Linked DNA regions of Homo sapiens: region 2 is linked to region 1. Evidence: chromatin contacts called from ENCODE Hi-C or POLR2A ChIA-PET data. All regions are on one chromosome and are shown on one strand. The core of a region is the stretch at or near the end of the contact, and the rest is flanking DNA. Distances in the headings are between cores, read along the strand shown.

The links. Hi-C counts contacts between places; a loop is a spot of excess contacts on that map. ChIA-PET counts read pairs that join two places held with the same protein, here RNA polymerase II (POLR2A). Pooled maps may share reads with other maps.
Region 2: a pooled map shows a loop between it and region 1 (14-fold over the local background). The contact joins the promoter of RAB6A here to the enhancer-like site in region 1. A Hi-C loop is called at or near these places in 6 of 50 pooled maps. POLR2A ChIA-PET finds 5 or more read pairs at or near these places in 3 of 52 experiments (GM12878, activated B cell and naive thymus-derived CD4-positive, alpha-beta T cell).

What each region holds. Positions count from the first base shown.
Region 1 is chr11:72,735,356-72,741,263 of GRCh38, reverse strand. The region is part of intron 1 of ARAP1 (ArfGAP with RhoGAP domain, ankyrin repeat and PH domain 1); the gene reads left to right. Among named protein-coding and RNA genes, the nearest start is that of ARAP1, 14 kb to the left of the region's middle. RefSeq lists enhancers at 1-110, 4,125-4,224, 4,395-4,574. Within about 2 kb of position 2,948, at least 17 of the 41 ENCODE cell types and tissues checked have a DNase peak (open chromatin) inside an H3K27ac peak, as active enhancers do.
Region 2 is chr11:73,758,915-73,764,822 of GRCh38, reverse strand. It overlaps RAB6A (RAB6A, member RAS oncogene family), which reads left to right and starts at 3,749. Exons shown (of 8, transcript NM_198896.2): 1 at 3,749-4,257. The coding sequence starts at 4,188. It overlaps LOC124902711 (a long non-coding RNA gene), which reads right to left and starts at 3,665. Exons shown (of 2, transcript XR_007062775.1): 1 at 3,583-3,665; 2 at 1,723-3,086. RefSeq lists silencers at 3,142-3,331, 3,492-3,801 and an enhancer at 4,098-4,598.

The sequences.
Region 1 (5,908 bases), core at 1,699-4,198:
TCCTGGTTGCAGGGGGCAGAGGCAGGAGGCAGCGGTGAGGGCCCAGAAGTCCAGGCAAGCTGAGGGGCCTGGGTTGAATGGGGGCAGTGTGGATGCAGGGCAGGGGTGTGCCCAAAACATGGTAAACAGGAAGGAGTTGGGGGAAGCGGCAGGGGTCCCCAGACCCATTAGGGGTCGGGGGTATGTGGTGGGGCCAGAGGGGCATAGTATGTGATAGGCTTTTTGACAAAGCCTAAAACCAAACCATTTAACTTTCAGCTTCATTTATTTGCAAGTGAGGTATGTTAGACATTCCTGAGTCATCCCACACCTCCTTCCCTACCTGACCCTCTTTTGGGTTGGGGCTTGGACATGAGGGGCCCCTGGGTGAGGCTTAAGGTGTGGTAGGTGAGAGTCAGGGCCAGGGTGGGGTCTGATGGTGTCTTGAGGACAAACCTCGGGGACCCTGGCGTCTCGAGTTTATTAATGAGCCTCAGTCCATTTCCCATGTGAAAGTCTGAGGGCTGCGCTCTGTGCTGCTGGCCACCAGTGCCTGGGAGGGAGACCTTATTTGATTAGCTTTGTCTTAGACCCTTGGGAGGGTAAGTCGGGGGCAGGGAGGGGGCTTTGAGTGTCAGTCTCTTATTTTCCATCCAGATGGCCTAGGAAATTAGCAGTTTCTCTTATAATAGTTCTGTTAGTAATCTATGCATGTTATACTTAAATGATAAAGCTACCTTATAATGATGGTTTTGGGGAGCAAACTGGAACAAACTCAATTGTAATGACTTAAAACATGTTTATCATTTTTTTCTAATTATAAAAGTGATAATTGTGAAAACTTGAAACAGTGCAGACATGAAGGTTGTAGAAAGTGAAAGTCTTTCAAGATTGGGGTTGGAGTTAGCGTGAGGCCTGAAAGTGGGGTCAGCAATGCCTACTGTCCCTTGGTCTTTCATGTCCCTTAGTCATTAATAAAACTGTGGTTTAGCATTTTATTAGGGTGATGCTGGTAGGGTTGCTGCAGGAAGGTTGTTAAAAGGTCCTGCCTCCCACCAGGTCCACTGTGTGTGGGTGTGCGTGTTGTGCACTGCTCAAAGGTGCCTGGCAGGTGTAGGGAAGTGAGGGCCAGAAGAAGGAGGACTGAAACCCAGCCTGTCCTCTTCTTGCTCAGCTGCTTCCCTTGGTGTGGGGCTCCTGGAAGAAGAGGAATCTTTTTCTTATTTGCCTAAAGGCCCCACCTGGGTTGGAGACAGCTCTTCTCCCCCTGCTCCCCACAGTCCCCAAGGGGAGCTGGTGAGTTCATTGTATGATGGGAGTGTGCCATGCCAGGGCATTCCAGGGGAGGTCCAGAATGCCGTGAAGTCAGGTCTGGTCTGGAGCTCTGCAGGGGGACATGGCTGGAGGTAGGCTGTGGTAGTCATTGGTGTCTGGGGTAACCGAGAACCTCAGGATGTGGAGGGAGTCTAGCCCAGAGCCTGGCTACAAGCCTAGCACCCAGGGTCAGGACTAGCCAAGACCTTAGGGCTAGGGACAGGAAGTGACTGCCTGACGGCAGAGGAGTGAGCAGAAGAGCACGCTGGCCTCCAGTACACATGCGGTGGCGTGTCATGGTCATCTGGGTGCCAGGCTCTAGGAGGCAGGGAGTGACAGCTCTACTTTGTGGAGGGGAAACTGAGGCTCAGAATGTGATGTGACTTGCCCCAGGCTTCAGACAAGAAATGGTGGAGCCAGGACTGGAACCAGACTTGCCTTGCATACTGGGTGGGGAGGGGGCCCAGGCCTGGAGCCGAGGGACATTGCTGATAGACCCCCAACTCCCCACCAGCAAGCTGAGGCAGCTCTTCATTCCCCCGGCTCTGGGGTCCCACTCAGTCCTCACTGCCCTGAGGGGCTGCTCCCCATCAGCCACCAGCACTCCGGAGACCCCAGAAGACAGGCCACACCACACATGGGCCAGGACAGGAATCTCCTGGTGCCAGGGAGAGTTATAGGGCAGAGATGCGGCCTGGGGTAGGACAGGAGACCCCAGTGTGCCTTCCTGAGACTGTTATGTGGTGGCCACCAGTCCCCGAGAGATGGAAAATAGGCTGCTTGGCCCAGAGATCGGTCAGCTGCCCACTCGAAGGCTGTACCTGCTGCCTTTCCTGGCAGGGCTGGAGGGAGGTGGCTTCTGCAGAGGCGTGGGGGCCACTTCTGCACCCTCTGGGCTGGGAACCCAGCCCCCACTAGTTCCTCATATCTGCGGAAGTGCCTCTAACACTCTTGCCTGAGTGAGCGGAGCCTGGAGAAGGCCCAGGAGGGCAGCAGACCGAAGAGGCCCTATGCAGAGGTATCACCTGGTGACTGGGCCGGGGAGGGGGCCAAGGGTGGGGTATTGGGCTGTGGGGTTGTTGCACACAGTTGAATTGCTGGTAGGAGCTGTGTGTGGTGGGAAAGGGCAGATCTGAGGTGTGGCCATTGGGTGGGGTGGTAGGTGTGTGTGGCCCTGGGAGATGTGTGGCCCTTGAGGTAGTGTGAGGTGTGCATTTGTGGTACCAGTGGGGTGTGGTTTGTAGACCCAGGCCTGGCCAGAGCTGGCTGTGTATGTTCTTGGTTCCTGTTGGGGAGCTCCGAGGAGTTTCCTGAGGTCTGGATGCTGGGGTCGCTGCCCTGCCTGCCTGTGCTGGGACAGCTGGGCCCAGGGTAGGGGATGAGGCTGTATAAGGGAGGTGGTGGTGGACAAGCTGAGGCCTCAGTTAGGACCCCTAGCCTGCCTTCCTCCCCTCCTTGCTCCCCATAGGGCTAGGTCTTTCCTTGAACCCAGGGCAGAGGCCTGTGCGGAGGGGAGCTGAGGATGCAATCAGGGGAGGCGGCCTGGCCAAGAGGACTCCAGAGCTGGGTGTGGAAAGGGTTAGGACCTTTAAGGCTGCCCTGATCCAGGGCTGACTCATGCAAATCAGAATGCAAAACAGGCTCAGGGAGGCCTCAAGAGAGAGCCACACCCACACGGTCAGCAGACTATGCAGGTGACGGAGGGCCAGCCATTGAGCCTTTCTCTCTAAACATCTTCTGTTCCCACCCCACTGACATCTCCTGTCACCAAATTCACCAGGTCCTTTTCTGTCCCTGGGCTTTGCACACCCAGTCCCCTTTGCCTGGAATGGCCTCCACCTGGCCACCTCCTACTTATCCTTCAAGGCCCAAGTCAGGGGTTCCTTCTAGAAGCCTCCCTTACTTCACCAGACAGAAGCAGTCACGTCCTCTGAAGGCCCCGTGAGCTCCAGCAGGTGACCTGGTGAGTTTCTACCTCACACAGCTTCCATGACATTGACATAGAGAAGAATCACAGGCCTTAGGGTTGTTATAAGAACAAATGAGGGACTGGGTGCGGTGGCTCACGCCTGTACTCCCAGCACTTTGGGAGGCCAAGAGGGGAAGCTCGCATGAACTCAGGAGTTCGAGACCAGCCTGGGCAACGTGGCAAAACCCCATCTCTACAAAAAGTACAAATATTAGCCAGGCATGGTGCATGCCCCTGTAGTCCCAGCTACTCTGGAGAGGCTGAGGTAGGAGGATCACTTGAGCCCAGGAGGCTGAGGTTGCAGTGAGCTGAGATCACACCACTGCACTCCAGCCTGGGTGACAGAGTGACCCTGTTTCAAAAAAAAAAAAAAGAACAAATGAGATGAAGGAGAAAATCTAGCAGGGGCTGGGCACATGGTTGCCAAATGGTGTGCATTTAGGGAAAGAAGGAAGCTGGAGGGTGCCTGTCTTTGGCTAAGGCTCTGGGTCATCTTCTTGCTGGGCCGGTGAAACAGGTCACTAGTCAGTAGTGGGTAGAGATATTACCATGGAGTTGCTGGGCTGGGACAGAGAAGGGGTGATGAGATTTGAACTCTGACCTTGGGGTTGAAATGGTAGGTAGAGGACAGAAGGGCAAAAGTTTTGGTTCCAGCAAGAAGTACTCAAGCCAGACGTGAAGAAGGACTGGCTGACAAGGATTAGAGATTCCAGGCGACCCTTACCTCTGGACTGGGACTGAGTGCACCTGTGAGCCCAGCCAGGTCCTGGGCACCACTGTGGACAGCAGAGGAGATAAGAAGGGGTATGGACTCTCAGGATACTCCAGGATACATGGGGGATTGGGTGGAGGTGGACCCCCACAAAACAAGCAACCAAAGAGAGAGCAGAAGCAGTGCCGAGATATGGGGCTCAGCCTCAGAGGACTAGGAGCTTGAGGGGGCAGTCAGGGCAGACTTTTTGGAGGAGCTGGCCTGGAGCCACCTGAAGATGGGAGGATGTGGTTTACTCACTCATTGTCAGCAGACAACTTTGGGGGCTCCCTGTTTGCCAGGCCAGTGCCTACTGTGAGAAGTGACATGGAGGAAGTCATGGACAGGGCCAGCCCAGCCTGGCTGGGGGTTGGGGTATGTCACTGACAACTTGAGCAAGTCACTTCCTCCCTGTGGGTGTTTGTTTCTTCGTCTGTAAACGTCAGAGCTGGATGAAGTTGAATGACAGACCAAGGAGTGCTCGAAGGCACTGGGAACCATGGAAAGGCTTTGAGTGGGGGTGGGACTGTAGTTGGCACAGTGGAGAGACGCTGGAGGGACATGAGAGAGAAGGAGAGGCAGGATGGGGGTGTGGGGGTGCTGAAGTCTGATTGGGCCATTAGGGTGGAGAGGAGGGAAACCCCTCAGCTCTTGGCTGTGCTGTCGCAACAGGATGACACTCCCTTCTGCCAGGTCCCTGCCTTCCTGAGGATGAGGACTCAGTGATGTGTCATAGCAGCTGAGGGGCTTAAACCTCCAAACTAGGGCTTGGATTAGGGTAGAGCAAGTGAGGCACTTGCCTCTGTTGCAGAATTTGAGGGGGTACCAAAAAGCTCAGTAATTAGCTGGGTTTGGTCATGAGATCCTGTGGTCCCCGCTACTGGGGAGGGGGAGGTGGGAGGATCACTTGAGCCCAGGAGGTTGAGGCTGCAGTGAGCCATGATCATGCCACTGCACTCCAGCCTGGGCAACAAAGCGAGACCTTCCCTGTCTCAAAAAAAAAAAAAAAAAGGTAACTAAAATGTAAAAGCAATAACTATTTATTTTAAAAAGGTCAGTATTCAAGGTATATAATATTTAATGCCATTTAAAAAATAAAAATTAATGCCAAAAATCCATGATGAGCAAAATATAAAACATTAACATTTTAAATTAAGAGAGGAACAGTACTGATGATTCTGTCTTTGCCTCAGGCTGCAGTGTGGCTTAGCAGGGCACTGCTCTGAACTTCTTTTTTCAATTTGCTGCTTTCTCCGGGAAGCCTTCCCTTACCTCAGCCTGGTTGAGGGCCCCCTGGGCTGTTTTCACTGGTTGATGGTATCTGATCCCTTCCAGCCTGAGGTTCCTGGAGGGCCAGTCCAGGTCTGAGGTCTGGTTCATGCTTCCAGTGCCTTGAACATGGCTGTTCCAAAGAGGTGTCAGTGCCGAGTCACCGTGTCTTTGATGTTAGCCAGATGCCCTTAGTGCAGGAATAGGAACTTGAGAGAGGCCCAGTAGGGAGCCAGGCTTTTCTCAGGGAGATAAGTAGTTTCCTGTTTCCCAGACCTGGTCATTCCAGTGGGGTTGCTGGGACCGTCATCTATCAATCTGTGTTAAACGCTTAGTACAGTGCCTGGCCTGTATATAGCAGGTGCTCAGTTTTTGCTTTTGTTTTTGAGCTGGAGTCTCACTCTGTCGCCCAGGCTGGAGTGCAATGGCACGATCTCAGCTCACTGCAACCTCTGCGTTTCAGGTTCAAGCAATTCTCCTGCCTCAGCCTCCCGAGTAGCTGGGATTACAGGCACCCACCACCATGCCCAGCTAATTTTTTGTATTTTTAGTAGAGACAGTCGGGCTGGTCTCGAACTCCTGACCTCAAGTGATCTACCCGCCTTGGCCTCCCAAAGTGCTGGGGT
Region 2 (5,908 bases), core at 2,500-4,999, 1.0 Mb before region 1:
ACTCTGTCTCAAAAAAAAAAAAAAAAAAAAAATTCAGTCCTCCTGCAAGAAGTTTTGTGTCTCTCAGGGCAGAAGATAAGCTATAATTTTATTACAATTTCTGTGTGATAGATTCCCTACATACTCCTGGGCTTCAATTTAGATATGACCTTTAAATAGATAATGAAAGCTGCTTTAGGTACTTTGAATTTGGAGCTGTGAAGACTGTCCTCTCCCATTGTTCCTAATTTTTAGTTACAAGATCTGTTCTCAGCATCTTTTTCATAAGTAATGGTTTAGGAAAGAAGTATCAAATTACATGACATATTTTTGGGTAATGTTCTCTTTCTCCAAAATGCTCTTAACCTTCCTTCTCTGCATGCCCAAATCCCATTCATCCTTTGAAGACAGTGAAAAATAATTCCTCTTTTATTTGATTTTGTCAGCAAACATCTGCTGCATGCTTACTATGTAGCAAGCACTCTTCAAGCACTGGGGATACAAGATGAGATCTGACCTCGTGGAGGTTACAGTCAAGTAGGGAACACTGACAATGAACAGCAATTAAGAATAGGATACAATAGGACAGGCAAAGGTACTTATACTGTTAGTGGGGATGGGAGCAGATGGGAGCAAGACTTGTGTGGTAGACTGAATGTTTGTGTCTCCCCAAAATTCATATGTTGAAACTATAGTCCCCAATGTGATGGTATTAGTAGGTGGGACCCTAGGGAGGTGATTAGGTCATGAGGGTGGAGTGCTCATAAATGGGATTAGTTCCCTTGTAAGAGGGAGCCCAGAGAGCTTTCTTGCTCTCTTTCTGCCATGTGAGGGCACAGTGAGAAGATGGTTGTCTATGAACCAGGAAGTGGGCCTTCACCAGACACAGTATCTTCTGGTACCTTGCTCTTGGACTTTCCAGTCTCCAGCTGTGAGAAATAAACATTTGTTGTTTAAGCCACCCAGTCATGGTATTCTGTTATAGCAGCCTGAATGGACAAAGACAACTTCTTTAAGTGGTAAGTGATTTAAAAGAAAAAAAAAAAAAGACAATTTCTTTAACTGAAGGATGAGTAGGAATTGGGGAAGAGTGGGGAAGGGAGGGGAAGAGTGTTTGCAGTAAAGAGAAGTGAGCGTAGGAAATCATGAAGGTGAAAATGTTGGTGAAAATACTCTTGAAAAGGGCCTCTCTAATTCCTCTTTCTCCTGAGTAATTTTTCCATTTGCTATACCCTACAGCACTTAATATGCAATGTTTAGGCCATAAAGTCTCTGAAGACAAAACTTACACAGAGTACTTGGTAATATGAAGGCAGCTTCAGAGGATAATGAGGCTGTGTATGTGTCAATGCAAAATGAAAGCTTAAAACATTAAAACATTTTAGGTAAGAGGTGGACTAGACCATAAGGCCCTTCAAAATGACAGGGAACAGTACCACCTGTCTAGGTGACTACAGAGACCAAAGCAGCAGGGAGGACTGATTCATAAAGTTCTGTAGGAAGTACAAAGTAATTATAGTTCCAATCCTCAGATGTTACTTTAAAGTCTATTTCAGGAAGCATAATGAAAACTTGGTACCCATCAGAAAGAAAATAGCTACTCACTTTTGTTTGCATAATCTTTTTAAAAAGTTTCTTGGTTTAAGCTGCTCTTTGTATGTGCCAGGGTTCTGGGTTAATGGTGGAGAGGACCCTATTAGATCTGACAAACTACTTGTAAAATCAAATGTCCATGCTACAAGCCAGGTTTTTACCATTTTATTTTAGATGCATGTTCTACCTGCACATGGCTGGGAGAGGAACCAGAAGGGAGTAAATTTTGATAGAGATGGTTTGAGGATATAGCTGTTGTCTTGATAGGCCAGAATAGATGATATTTTAAGAACTTTGGTTCTTCCCTGTAATTTATTCTAGGTCAGCAATTCATCCCTGGGCCTGAGAAGGCACTTTTTCAATCCTGTCATTTCTACAGCTAAGCAAATAACTCCCCAATAATGAGAAAAAGTACATAAATGTTTTGTGAATGATATACACAAATGATATACATTTGTGTATAGACACAAATGTAAGGACATATTTTTTATTATTCACTTAGAAAGTTTTTTTGTTTTTTTTTTTTTTTTTTAAGACAGGGACTTGTTCTGTCACCCAGATTTCAGTGTAGTGGTGCCATACCTCAGCCTCCAACTCCTGGACTCAAGCAATCCTTCTGCTTCAGGCTCCTGAGTAGCCGGAACTACAGGAGCACACCACGATATTCGGCTATTTTATTTTTTGTAGAGATAGTGTCTTGCTTTGTTGCCCAGCCTGGTCTCGAACTCCTGGGCTCAAGCGATTCTACCGCCTCGGCCTCCCAAAGTGCTGGGATTACAGACGTGAGCCACCGCGCCCAGCTGCTTTATGGATTTTTTTTTTTGGAGACAGAGTCTCGCTCTTGTTGCCCAGACTGGAGTGCAATGGTGTGACCTTGGCTCACTGCAACCTCCGCCTCCCGTGTTCAAGCGATTCTCCTGCCTCAGCCTCCCAAGTAGCTGGGATTACAGGCACCCGCCACCACACCACGTTAATTTTTTGTATTTTTAGTAGAGATGGGGTTTCATCATGTTGGCCAAGGCTGGTCTGGAACTCCTGACGTCAGGTGATCCACCCAACTCAGCCTTCCAAAGTGCTGGGATTACAGGGATGAGCCACCACGCCCGGCTTTTTTTTTTTTTTTTTTTTTTTTTTTCTGTTGAGATGGAGTCTCGCTCTGTCGCCAGGCTGGAGTGCAGTGGTGTGATCTCGGCTCACTGCAACCTCCGCCTCCCGGGTTCAAGCGATTCTCCTGCCTCAGCTTCCCGAGTAGCTGGGACTACAGGCGCGCGCCACCACCCCCAGCTAATTTTTGCATTTTTAGTAGAGACAGGGTTTCACCATGTTGGCCAGGATGGTCTCGATCTCTTGACCTCGTGATCCACTCGCCTCCGCCTCCCAAAGTGCTGGGATTACAGCCGTGGGCCACCGCGCCCAGCCCGCTTTATGGATTTTGCAAGTCATTTACTCCCTCTAAGCTTCAGTTTCCTCATCTGCAAAATTGGGAGGCCATGATTCTGGCAGTTATAACATTCCTGGGAGCAATGGAGGAGAATGTTATTTAGTAAGATGCCTGTGAGGAATTATGATGAGAGGATGGAGAAGGTGGGGTGTGTGCAATGGTGAAGAAGGGATCTGAGGACTGTGAGGCACGGCTGAGGGCTCAGGAAAGAGGCTCCCATTACAAATTTTAAGGCTATAGGACCCCACCCACACTTTTTGGGGGATCATATTCCACCTTTGTCCCGGCCCCGCCTCCGCCCCACCCTTCTCCCCCTCCCCTTTCTTTCCTTCCCCTCCCCTCAGGCTGAGAGGCGCCACACTTCTTATGGCCGCCACAGTGCTCCGCTTTCCACAGCTCGAGGGCTGCGCGCGCTCTCACGCTGCCACCTCACTCGCGTGTGGGCTCGCCCTCAGCCCCTTCCGATTGGCTCATTATGTAAGTGACGTAAGGGCTCCAGCCTCCCACTAACTTATCCCTGGCTTGCCCCGCCTCCTCCTGGCTTCTTTTGACGCCAGTGGAAACCTAACCTGCCCCGTCGCCGCCGTGCGGGAGGAGCCGGTAGAGCTGTCCAAACCAGGAAGGCGATGGCGATGGCGGTGGCGCGCACGCATGCACGCACGCACGCACGCCAGCGGCCGGCGGGGCCGCAGGCTCGCGCCCGGGCTCGCCCCGCGCCGCTCCAGAGGCTCGCGCACTCAGCAGGTTGGGCTGCGGCGGCGGCGGCAGCTGTGGAAGCTCAGGCGCTGCGCGTGAGAGGTCCCAGATACGTCTGCGGTTCCGGCTCCGCCACCCTCAGCTTCTCTTCCCCAGGTCTGGGAGCCGAGTGCGGAAGGAGGGAACGGCCCTAGCTTTGGGAAGCCAGAGGACACCCCTGGCTCCTGCCGACACCGCCCTCCTTCCCTTCCCAGCCGCGGGCCTCGCTCGGTGCTAGGCTACTCTGCCGGGAGGCGGCGGCGGCTGCCAGTCTGTGGAGAGTCCTGCTGCCCTCCAGCCGGGCTCCTCCACCGGGCCTTGCAGGGGCCGAGAGAGCTCGGTGCCCGCCCTTCCGCTCGCCTTTTTCGTCAGCTGGCTGGAGCAGCATCGGTCCGGGAGGTCTCTAGGCTGAGGCGGCGGCCGCTCCTCTAGTTCCACAATGTCCACGGGCGGAGACTTCGGGAATCCGCTGAGGAAATTCAAGCTGGTGTTCCTGGGGGAGCAAAGCGGTGAGTGCGTGGCTCCCCTACTCCTGGCAGCTGGCCGCAGCGTCCCCGCACCGCCCCCGGTGCGGCCCTTCCGTCCGCGGAGGCTCCCTGCCCGCCTCGCGTCCGCGCTCGTTGCCACCGCAGCCCTTCCCGATGTGCCCCCCGGTGCCACTGGCTCTTCGCCAGTGGCCGAGTTTTTACCCTGTTCCCCGGGTTCTTCAATCCTCGACTCCCCGGCTCCGTTCCCCGCAGTCCGGCCATCTCCGGTCGATCTGCCCTCCCTCCCCAGACCTCACCCCGCCCAGCCTCTTGTCCATCCCTTTCTTCCTCCGGTCTCGGTCATTGCCCGTACCCCGGCCCCCTTTCTTGAGCCCCACCCTTATTCCTTGCTCTTTTCCCAGTTCCTCAGCTCTGTGAGGCCCACTCAGGGAAGCCCCACTCCCGAGAGCGGGCCCTCTTCAACCTTGGCCAAGGAGGGTGGGATCTGGGCGTTGTTTTCCCCAGAGGCTTGGCCCTGCGAAGTGCTGATGTCGTGGAAGGTGGGAAGGGGTGGTAGTAGAAAAAATTAAATGATTTTCACCTGGGTGGGAAATTAGTCTGGGCCATAGAGGAAACATCTGAATTGGAGACGACTTGAGCATGGGGTGGTTGGGGGTGAAAGGGGTAGCGTCGGCAGTGGAGATTTTTGCCCCTTAGGTTAGATGGGGCTGTGGCTTGTCGGAAAACCTCATTTTGTTCTCTTGACTTTCATCACTGACAATTCTTTTGGCAATGTTGATGATTTTTCAATCTCTGCCAGATGCTATGTCATGATCATTTTACTTGGAATTTTTCTCATCTCACCTCCCCTTTTTCTCTTTTCAACATGAAGCAGCGTCTGAGTCTCATGGTGGTACAAAAGGGAATTACTGGGGAAATGTTAATTATTCATTCCTTCTTGAGTATTTTCCAATGATATATTGAGGATTCATGTGAGAGAAGGCTTGGAATAACAAACATCTTTGTTTTGTCGGATTTCCTTTGGAAAATGGAGTAGAGTAGGAACAGACTCATCATCTAGTTACCTAAATTAGATTTAAATACCATTTGGGCTAAATAATTCTTTTATGCTTAATATTCTGTACTGTCTGATGAGTGAAATTGTTATGTCATTTACCTGGTCAGGTTCTGCTGTCACTGTACTTTTGTATTAGATACTAGATCCTAATTTTGTGATGGTTGTATCTACGATTACTTCTTGTAGTAATTCCAGTTTTATGCTGTATTATACAAACTTGACACTCGACAATTCAGAGATGATTACCCTCCTTTGTTTTTCTCATACTTTGCATGCCCATCTTTAAAATTCAGACATTGAGAGATTAGTTCTGAGTCATCAAACATTGAGTACCTACTAGGTGTTTTAGGTGAGGTTATAGAAAACATTAGTTATTTGTTTTGACTGGAAGGCATGTAAGTGATATAAATTCGTAGCTTTTATTACTACTTTGAACTATTTATACTAATTTGTATGCCATCACAGAGGTTAATACTCTTGCAAAATTGCCTCCAGTTAGAACTGGGAAATCATTTTTCTCCTTTCATGTGTAGATTATCTTCCCCTCCTCCCTTTTGGGGGGAAAAATACAATCTCCCTCCTTTTTGCTTATATATTTTCCTGAAGTAAGTATAA